2 separate regions of the Homo sapiens genome follow, and region 1 is linked to region 2. A link is a loop called in an ENCODE intact Hi-C map of the cell type or tissue named here. Cell type or tissue: mammary epithelial cell. All regions are shown on one strand. Links, peaks and the distances in the headings refer to the core of each region. The heading gives the core; the rest is flanking DNA.

What was found. A loop is a pair of places that touch in the nucleus more often than their neighbours do. Peaks named below come from ENCODE experiments on the same cell type or tissue, not always from the same donor. Only the 100,000 strongest peaks of a DNase experiment are listed, where the experiment ranks them.
Region 1: it touches region 2 in a loop (2.2-fold over the local background); 3 of 110 quality-filtered maps call a loop at or near these places.

What each region holds. Positions count from the first base shown.
Region 1 is chr20:61,226,362-61,231,741 of GRCh38, reverse strand. No RefSeq gene overlaps it. Among named protein-coding and RNA genes, the nearest start is that of CDH4, 23 kb to the left of the region's middle. In mammary epithelial cell, for the core only: a CTCF peak has its summit at 2,402 (motif pointing right); no DNase peak of the experiment used is centred there.
Region 2 is chr20:61,172,149-61,177,528 of GRCh38, reverse strand. No RefSeq gene overlaps it. Among named protein-coding and RNA genes, the nearest start is that of CDH4, 77 kb to the left of the region's middle. In mammary epithelial cell, for the core only: no CTCF peak of the experiment used is centred there; a DNase peak (open chromatin) is centred at 3,338.

The sequences.
Region 1 (5,380 bases), core at 232-5,231, 54 kb before region 2:
TCTCAAGAGTGTATAGCAATGTTTATTTGTGCACTGTTGTGGTTTTACTAGGCAGGAGGTCTGTTGCTGGAACTTTGATGCAGTTTGCCTTCTCTGTCTAGGGAATCCTCCTGCCAGCCTAGCCCCAGGCCCCCGGTGCCGTGCTGAGCTCAGAGTGGACACTCAACATGCCCTTTGCTCGGCAGGTGCCAAGTGTGTGGAGGCTGGGCCTGGTGGAGATTCCAAACAGGCCTGTGGACTTGACCTTGGATACACCTTGCTCAGAAGCAGGGGAGCCATCATTTGGTCAGCCTAACCCTAGGCATGGAGACTCCTTCACAGCATGGGGAATGGGAGCAGGGTTGGGAGAGGAAGAAGAACATTCTAGAAATTTGCTGCTGTTTTACCAGTTGGGGCAGACAGGCATCGTGGAATTTGCCGATACAGAAAAAGCCCTAAAAGGCGTTTTAAAAATGAAAATATCACTTACAGTCAGTAAAATTTACCCTTTTAGTGTGCAGTTCTGAGAGTTGTTAAATGCTTCAGTAGTTTGTTGTTGTTGTTTTCCTTGCTAAGGGACACTTGGATTGTTGCCAGTATTTGGTGATTACAAGTAGGACTAAGGTCTGTTATCAACACATGTCTATTGTATAGACATATATTTTGTTTCTGTTAGATAAACACCTAAGAGTAGGGTTGTGGGGTCATGTGGCAACTCTGTAGGCTTCACTTCATAGGAAGCTCCCAGACTGGACTGTTTTCCATAGTGGCTGCTGTATTTTGCATTCCCACCAGTAATGCAGGAGAGTTCCGGTTGCTCCAAATCCTCCTCGGCACTTGGTTTTGCCAGTTTATTGTTTTGTTTTAGCTGTTTTTTTTTTAAATTTCCCATTTATTCTAATAGGCATGTGACATGTCTCACCAGTGGCTTTAATTTGCATTTCCCTGGTGGCTGACAGCGCTGAACGCCTTTGCATGTGCATATTTGCCATCTGTATATCTTCTCTGGGGAAGTGTCTGTTCAAATCTGTGCTGCTCTCCAGGCATGGGACAAGGACAAGTGCCCTGTCTGCAGCAGTTATCTTCATTATCAACACTGTGGGTGGGCCTAGACACCCGGAGCACAGGGACATAGCAGGCCAGAGGGGCCTGGCTTGCAGGGCAAACACCGTTAAGACAGAAGACAGAATTCCTGGCAGAGACTGTGTGGTTGGGGGGACATCCCACATTCCGTGGCGGGATCTGGAAAGGCTTCCGGAAGGAGACAGCACTGAGAGGAGAGGCCGCAGAGCAACCCACGCAAAGGCAATGGGGAGTGCAGCAACCTGGGCTGGGCTGGTGGCAGGGAGGGAGGGGAGAAAAGCAGGTGAGCAACAGCCCTTCCTGGCCTCAGCTGATTGACCTAGCATGGACATGTGACCTGGAGGCACGCTCCCCATTGGGCAGGAGTAGCCAATCAAGGTCTTCCTTCAGAGAGTCCAGAATTGAGGTCGGCAGATGGCTTGGGAACCAATGGGCCACGTGGGGCGTGGAGTGTCCTTCTCCCTCCTGCCTGCACCTGGCCAGTGAAGGAGAAGCAGAGGTGAGGCAGCCACAGGGAGTAGGAGTCCGACATTTATGAAAAACAACAAACATGTTAAAAATAAATAAATTAATGGCTTTATTATGAAGTTCAGGAGCCAGATTGCTTAACTCTGTTACTTATTCTTAAACACATTATCAGGCTGGATGCGGTGGCTCACGTCTGTAATCCCAGCACTTTGGGAGGCAGAGGCAGACGGATCACTTGAAGTCAGGAGTTCAAGACCAGCCTGGCCAACATGGTGAAACCCTGTCTCTACTAAAAATACAAAAATTAGCCAGATGTGGTGGGCATCTGTAATCCCAGCTACTCGGGAGGCTGAGACAGGACAATCACTTGAATCTGGGAGGCGGAGGTTGCAGTGAGCCAAGATCACGCCACTGCACTCCAGCCCGGGCTACAGAATAAGACTCCGTCTCAAAAAATCAAAACAAAACAAACAAGCGACAACAACGAAAACCTCCCACATTATCAGAATTTCCCTGGAATGGGAATATATATATATATATATATATATATATATATATATATATATATATATATATATATATATATATATATATCCTTTGTTTCTCTAGTTCTCCTATACAAATATTAGGTTGATCCATTTTTTGATGTCTAAATGGTAATTTCTTAGGGTTCTGTTGAACATATCAATAGACAGGCATGCATTTATTAATTCTCTTCAATTCATAGTTTGCTACTGCCTGCAAATTCCAACATAGCTTTCAGATACACACAGAGCTCTAGGAACAAAATGAGGTGGTGATTTACAAAGACCTATTTTTTTCCATTCCAGTCTCGCCCAGAGATGCGCACAGCCGGTGCGCCGTGGCTCTCGGACGCTAGGTGGCGCTGTCTGCAGCTCAGCGTCCTCGCCCCGCCGGGCTTGAGGTGCAGCCGCGCCTGCAGGGGGTTTCAGAAGGGGCATCAGCAGTGATGCGTCCCGTCCTTCCCCAGGCCTGGCTAACAAGGAGGAAGGAAGAACACATTCCCAAGGGAAAAGAGACACTGCGAGAATCACAGACCAACCGGTTGCGGGAAAACTGCGGGGAGAAAGAAATTTACTTGCAAAAAAATGGTGAAGGGCAAATAAAGTATTGAGCTTGTGCAGCATAAATAAAAAGGCTTTGGTTTTATCTCTGGGAAGTAAGAACAAAATAGAAAGTTCCCATCTCAAAAAGCTCAGACTTGTGGGAATAAAACCTCTTTCCCTTTTGCATTATAGAACAACGCCACAATTTCCAGCATCGTCCAGAGACTGCAAAGGACTCACCTGAGATTGCAGGGCCCAAAATGATCTCCTCATCTGGGGCCTCTTTATAGTTCATGTATATTCAATCAGCAGAGCTCTGGTTCTACGCAGCGAGAGCATGGAGGCATGCGGCTTCCCAGGGTCCCGCCCAGAGCCCAGAGCCCAGAGCCCAGAGCCCGGAGCCCAGAGCCCGGAGCCCGGCATCAGGGGTTCTCAAATGCTTGCTGTATGAATGGATGGATGAATGAACAAAACGAAAAAGAGCATCCTAATACCATTAGCTCCACGTTCAAGTGAAGTAGCTCTAACTTGCAAATCTGTAACTGCTACAAAAAATCCAGCTCTGTGATAAGCCTGCTATTTACACGATCGTGATTTATATCCTTGCTATCATTACAAATTCAACATTTTGCATCTTCTGGTCCATAGCACTTCCTTTTTTGGCTCTAATGATGACTTACACACATTGCATGATGGGCCAGGTGCCTCTCCAGGCACCATCTCACTTAATGTGTAAAATGGTCCTGTGGAGTAGGTATGCTAATGACCTTGACATTGCAGGAGAGGCTTTGCGGTGCCGGGGTGCATGTGGGTGATCTGAACAGGGCCAGTGGACTCCAGAGCTGTGTAAGTTTCCTATTGCAGCTGTGACAAATTACTGCAAATGATACGAAGTTACCAACTCCAGGTTCTGGAGGTCGGAAGACTACAATGGATCTTGCTGGGCTGAAGGCTCCAGGGAGAATCCATCCAGTTTCTAGAGGCCGCTGCATTTCTTGGGTCATGGCCCCTTCCTCCATCTTTAGTAATCACTCACTCAAGTTCCTTAATCACATCTGCAAAGTTCCTTTTGCCACGTGAGGTACCATATTTCACAGGTTTTGGACATTAGGGTGTGACTTTTTTTGGCGGGAGGCATTATTCTGCTGGCCACAGGGACCCCTCTTGTGGTTTTTATGTGGGCTCTGCCCAAGCCTTGTAACTGTTATTTCCAGTGGCAATTTTATATCCATTTTATTTTCACAATTTGCCTCTCTACATCCTCCCATTGGCTTTTGAGTATTTTCCAATTTCTAGCTATGAAAATAGTTGCCTCCATTTTAAACGCTCCCAAAACACTGTATGCATTTTTCACATTTTGAATAGACAATATCCTAAACCCATCCACCCATTTAAAATCGTTTGCTATTACTCCATTGTTCTGGTAGGCAGCAAACCCTTGCCATAAATTGGAATCCAGAGCTGTAAGGTGAATGAGATTTCCTAGGGCCAGTTCTCAAAAAGATACCCAAGGGAGCCCTGTCTTGTTCAGGAATCTGACCCGGATACTAGGTTAAATGTGGCAGAGCTGGTTAGTGGGGCCTCCTTACGCAGGAATTTAGTCAGAGTATTAACTCCCTTTAAGGCAATTTCTGCTTGATCTGATTTAATTTGCTCTGCGTATGTGCGAGATAGATTTTTAAACTGAAATTGATGCGTGGATCCTAAGCATGTTCTGAGTGGTGAACAGCACGCGCCTCTGAGTGATGGGCAGAGGGGACAGACAGTGATGGGAAAATAAACCCCAATTTATCTAAGACCCAAGGTTTGCCTTTGAAGCTGAAACGAGGAACTGTGTGAAATGTTGATGTGGGGGAAGGAGGGATAGATTGGGCGCATCAGTTTCATGACCGCCCCCTTGAAAAGCCTCAACACCTGGCTTGAGGGGCATTTGTTTACAAGGAAACCCTTTGCTAAGCATGGCCCTGCCTGTGGGAATGGAATTTGCATCCCCACTCTTTAGGGGAAGGAGGATTGAGTGGGTTCATGGACAGCTTTGAAGAGCACTGGAGAGCGACGTGCAAGTGTGTGTTATAATCACTATTATCACGGTTACCCCGATCTCAAGCCAGGCCACTAGTCATAGACAAAGGTCCTGACGGCCCACCTGTCTCAGAGCCTCAGCGGGAGCTGGAGCACATTTATTTACTTCGGGCATCTCGCATCTGTGCCTCCTTCGTGTCCACAGCCCCTTCTCTTGGCACCAGGAGGTTTCCTGTGAGAAACAAGGCCTTGTCCACACCCAGTCTACATGACGAGGTCAGGTAGCGCTGTGGCCTCCCCTGTTCTGGGAGCACATGGCCCAGGTCACGCCAGTGACCGCAAGGGAACTTTTAGTAACAGGTGGGGCTATGGAGACAGGAGGACAGAGCATACTGCCTCTGGACACAGTCACTCAAATGTGCTTGGTTGTGTTTCCTGTCTCCGGCTTTGTAAAAATGAGCGTCATGGTGCACAGCTTCTGCAAGATGCTCCTCTTAAGAAACAATGAGTGGGGTATATTCCCGGTATGGCCATAGCACATTCTGTTCATCCATAACGAGACGTGCAGCACTGATGCCCGCTACAGCATCACGCACCCCGAAAGCATGCTAAGTGAGAGATGCCAGACACAAAGGCCACAGATTTATGACTCCATTTCAATGAACTGCTCGGGTAGGCAAACCCACAGAGACAGAAAGCAGGCTACTGGCTACCAGGGGCTGGGGGTTGAGGGAGGGGAGTGACTGCTTATTGGGTTCAGG
Region 2 (5,380 bases), core at 253-5,252:
TCTATCACTCTTTCTGCTATGTGAGGATGCAGAGAAGGTACCATCTGCAAATCAGGAAGTGGAAATCAGGAATCTCCCTACACAGCAGATCCACCAGTGCCTTGACCTTGGAGTGTGCAGCTTCTAGAACCATGAGCAATCCATATCTGTTGCTGAAGTCACCGAGTCTATGATAACTTGTTACCGCAGCCCAAACTAAGACAAAGCTGCTTCCAGATCAGTATTTTTTTGTAAAATATAGCTAATGCAAAATTTACCATTTCCACCATTTTTAAGCATACAATTCAGTGGTATCTGATACATTCACAATCCTATGAACCATCATCACTATTTCTAGAACTTTTTCATTGTCCCAAGCATAAACTCTGTATCCATTAAGCAATAACTCCCCATTCCTCCCTCCCTCCCTCCAGCTCCTGGTAACCAACATTCTATTTTCTGTCTGTTTGAATTTTCCTATTTATTCTAAGTACTTCATGTAAGTGGAAACATACAGTATTTGTCCTTTTGTGACTGGCTTATTTCACTCAGCCTAATGCTTCCAAGGTTTACTCGTATTGGAGCATGTGTCAGAACTAACTTTCTTTCTTTCCCTCTCTCTCCCTTCCTTCCTTCCTTCCTTCCTTCCTTCTTTCTTTCTTTCTTTCTTTCTTTCTTTCTTTCTTCCTTCCTTCCTTCCTTCCTTCCTCTCTCTCTCTCTCTCTCTCTCTCTCTTTCTTTCTTTCTTTCTTTCTTTGTTTCTTTCTTTCTTTCTATCTTTCTTTCTTTCTTTCGAGACAGAGTCTCACTTTGTTACCCAGGCTGGGTGCAGTGGCATGGTCTCAGTTCACTGCAACCTCCACCTCCCAGATTCAGGTGACTCTCCTGCCTCACCCTCCTGAGTAGCTGGGATTGCCACTGTGCCCAGCTAATTTTTGTATTTTTAGTAGAGACGTGATTTCACCATGTCAGGCTAGTTTGGAACTCCTGACCTCAGGTGATCCACCTGCCTTGACCTCCCAAGGTGCTGGGATTACAGGTGTGAGCCACTGCACCCGGCCAGAACATCCTTTCTTTTTAAGGCTAAATAATATTTCCTTGTGTGCACACACCACAATTTGTGCATCCATTCATCCATCGTGGCCATCTGGTTCATTTTCCCTGTTTGGCTATTGGAAAGAGGTACTGCTATGAACACTCATGTACAAGTATCTGCTTGTGTCCCTGTTTTCAGTCCTTTTGGCCATATACCTAGGAGTGGTATTCTAGTTTAATTTTAATTTTATTGCTAATACCATAAATGCTGCAATGAACCCCCTTCTGTGTGCCGCCTCTTGTTCTTGCATGCAGGCATCTCCCTAGACTGGGAATGGAGAAGTAGGACTGCTCTGCCGAAGGTGAGGTGCATTTTAACTTTTCACTGGGGCAGTTTCACCTTCAGGAACTGAGTAGGCAATGCCGCCTCCATCATTGTGAACATGGCAGTGCAGGGAAGCCTTCTGATAGACAAGCTCTTGGGGTCACAGGGCTTCACACAACATTTGATTTTCCTGTGTCTCCCTGGGGCTGACCATTAAGAGCCTCTTGTATCTCCAGTATATCTATATTCTGCAGAATGGTGTTCTGCCTAGCTCTGATTTATCCTCAAGATCATTGCCTCTAATTATTTTCATTGACAGATTTCATGAAACAAACATTGGAATACACCATCACCTTAATTTTCTGAGGTGCCATAATAAACCTCTGGCTTGTGAGAGCAGCCAGCTCACTTTACTTGCTGGTCCTCATTCAGTGTGCTGGGCTGAACCACAAAGCAGCCCGCTTTTCAGGATCCTCACTTCTGCCTTCTCTTTTGGGTGCTGGCAAACCGTGTTGACCTGTACGATTGAAAAAATGTGGGCACATGTAGGTGTTGTCCAGCATCCTGGCTGGGCATCTAGAGGCCACGTCTCTGGTGGCTCAAACCCTCTGGAGGGTAGGGATGCAGGAAGCTGCTGGTCAAGAGCAGCAGACAATTAGGGATTATAAAAGTCCTTTGACCTTCCAAAAGGTGTCCTAACCCCAGTGCAGCCTGAGATGAGTTGACTGGCTTGAATCCATGGAAGAATCAATGGCTGGAGGCTAAATGAAATTTGAGGCTATCCAAAGAGAAGAGAAGAGGTGAACAGAGTGAGGATGGGGACCCTCCATGAAGACAGGGCCATCGGGGGCTCAGAGAGCCCCAAACTGGTGGAGCACCCATTTCCAGGGGCTCCTGAATAAAAAAATTCTGCTGTGGATAAGCAAAATGTGGTGCATACACACAATGATATATTATTTAACCTCTGAGTTTGAAGTTGCTTCTGCCGTTGTGATGCCTATCACAGAAACACTCATCATCACCATCTTTCTTTGAGTTCCTCTTGGTTTCCAGCCATGCAGCTGGGAGGAGGGAGGGATATGGAGGAAACCCTGCAGGTTCACACTGTAGAGGGGCAAGGCCTACTCCCCCAACACCTCCCATCCGTTTCTCTTTACTTTGCAAATTCAACATATTTTTAGTTTTGTTGTCTTGGGTCTGCAGCTGCAAGAGCCCCTCTTCTGGCTCCTAGGACCTACATGGAAGCCTGGCCTCAGCCCATGGGAGTGTTCCTTCTCCTTCAAGGCCCCTTGGGGACACAGGGCTTGTGCAATGCCACAACATGTGCCTTGCCCAACTCGGGGAGAGAACACATCTGCCTGAGACCGGGCTCTATGGCAGAGGGTCTGTACCCTCTCCTCCTGAAAATCATCCAGGTCTGCTTCAGCGCAGCACAGTGTCTGTCTATATGATGTTCACAGTTGGGAACCTGGCCCAGCAGCAGCCTCTCTGCTCCCTTTTAAAGGAGAAGCTGCAAAACCTGTCCTGCCCTCACCGCACTGTGGGGACAGCAGGAGCATCGGCACCCTGTGGTCCTGCCTCTCCCAGGCTGACTGGTCCAGGGCCAAGCATCTGACTGAGGAGCATCCCCTTCCTGGCTAAGTCAATGACATAAAACCCCTATGGTCTGGATTAAATCCAAGCATGGTCAACTAGGCTCATTTGTACCAGACACATGGGAGGGATTTGCCAGTGTTTGGTGCAACAGGAAGAAGTAGGGAGCAGCCAGTTGCTGGGCAGTTTCTGGAGGAACCTGTGAGACACAGCCTCCTAGTCCTGGTACAGAGGACTCTGAGCCACCCAGATTCAGGTTTGCCCCCATGGGTCCCTGGAAGAACCTGCCCCACAGCCTGCACACCTCAGATTCCTTGGGATTCCTTGTATGGCTTCCTGTACAACCAGAGTGAAAACCCTGCCCCCAAGTGAGTCTGAGTGGAGCCTTTGTTGCTTGTAACCAAAGAGCTAACCTAAAACATGACATTCCTAAGTGCTTAATAGCAATACAGACACTTTCTTGAGTTCTTGCAGGGTGTCCAGAGCTTAGCTAAAATCATTACAAGAGTTGAATCACTTGATACTCACAACCCTATACACATGTTTATTCACATGTCATGCATTTTTTGGGTACCGAGTGCAGGCCAGACAGTTCTAGGCACTGAAGAGACCGTCATAAGCTAGGAGAAAGTAATCCCAGCCCCCAGGGAGTGTGCAGGTAGTAGGCACAATATAAACACACAAATGAACAAGATGCTCTTAGAGAGTTGGGTTTTGAGGCAGTAACATGTGATAAAGGAAGGAGAGTCCAGGAGGGACGGAGGATCTTGAACATCGTTTCAGCTGAGACTTAATGCTGACGAGTATTTGGCAAGTTAAAGATCTGAGGTGATCTTGGAGATGGATTGTGGATATGGTTGTTGGGTGTGGAGACAGTTGATGGATGGTGGTGATGGCTGATGGATAGTAGAGATGGTTAATGAATGGTGGAAATGATTGATGGATGGTGGCGATGGTCGATAAATGGTGGTGATGGTTGATGGATGGTGATGGTAGATGGATGGTGGAGATGATTGATGGATGATGGAGACAGTTGATGAATGGTGGAGGCAGTTGGTAGATGATAGTGATGGTTGATGGATGATGGTGATGGTTCTTGGATGGTAGAAATGGTTGGTGGATGGTGGAGATGATTGATGGATGGTGGAGATGGTTGATGGATGATAGAGATGACAGATAGATGGTGGAGATGGTTGAATGGATGATGGGAATGGTTGATGGATGGTGGTGATGGTTGATGGATGGTGATGGTTGATGGATGGTGGAGATGGTTGATGGATGGTAGAGATGGTTGATGGATGGTGGAGATGGTTGATGGATGGTGGAGATGGCTGATGGATGATAGAGATGGTTGGTAGATGGTGGAGATGGTTGATGGATAGTGGAGATGGTTGATGGATTGTGGAGATGGTTGATGGATGGTGTTGATGGTTGATGGATGGTCAAGATGGTTGTACACAGTGTGAATGCACTTAATGCCACAGATGTGTACATTTAACAATGGTCAAAATAGTGAATTTTATGTTATATGTATTTAACCACTATACACACTCCCACCACCCACCCCATATATATATGTGAACATCTTTTGTGGGGAAAAAAACATTCATTGTTATCTTGGAATATTTAAAACAAAGCCAGAACGAACTGTGAAGTTGGGGAGAGAACAAGAGGCCCTCACTGCAGTCACTTTCCTGAATGGTGTGTCCACATCCAAATCCCTGGACCTTGTGAACATGACCATATTTAGAAGAAGAGTCTTTGCAGGTGTGATTAAGTTAAGGATCTTCAGATGCAGAGACCCTCCTGGATTATCCTGGTGGGGCCTAAATCCTGTGACAAGGGTCTTACTAAGAGGGAGGCAGAGAGGTAAGCCAGACAGAAGAGGAGGAAGCAGAGATGGGTGTCATGGCTGGAAGCCTCCAGCAATGGGATAGGAAGAAGAGGAAGGAATGGAGCCTCCCCCAGAGCCTGTGGGGGATTGTGGTCCTGCCAACATCTTGATTCACGTTTCTGGCTTCTAGATTGTGAGCCATTACACATCTGTTGTTTGAATTAAAAAAAATAAAAAAAATTAAAAAGAGATCTGGGACAGAGCCTAGGCAGAGGGATAGTGAGTGCCCAACCTCCCAGGAAAGGAGAGAGCCCAGGGATGGGAGAGACCCTGCACTGTAGGGCAGGAAGGTGGGCAGTGGCAGCAAGCAGGTCAGACATACAGGGCCTGTGTAGGTATTCCTTCCCCACGTACCATCAGGCTCGAGGAGGCTGGGAGCTGGGAGCCTAGGGACATTGGGAGAGGGAGCCAGGTGCAAGCATCTGGGGTGTCCAAAACACATCAATGTGATGGTACAGCATGTTCAGAACCTCTAGGACTGGATGCCCACATCAGGCGACGCTCACGCAGGTGATGTATCCCTGGGTGCTTCTAAACCCCTCCACTCAGGAAAG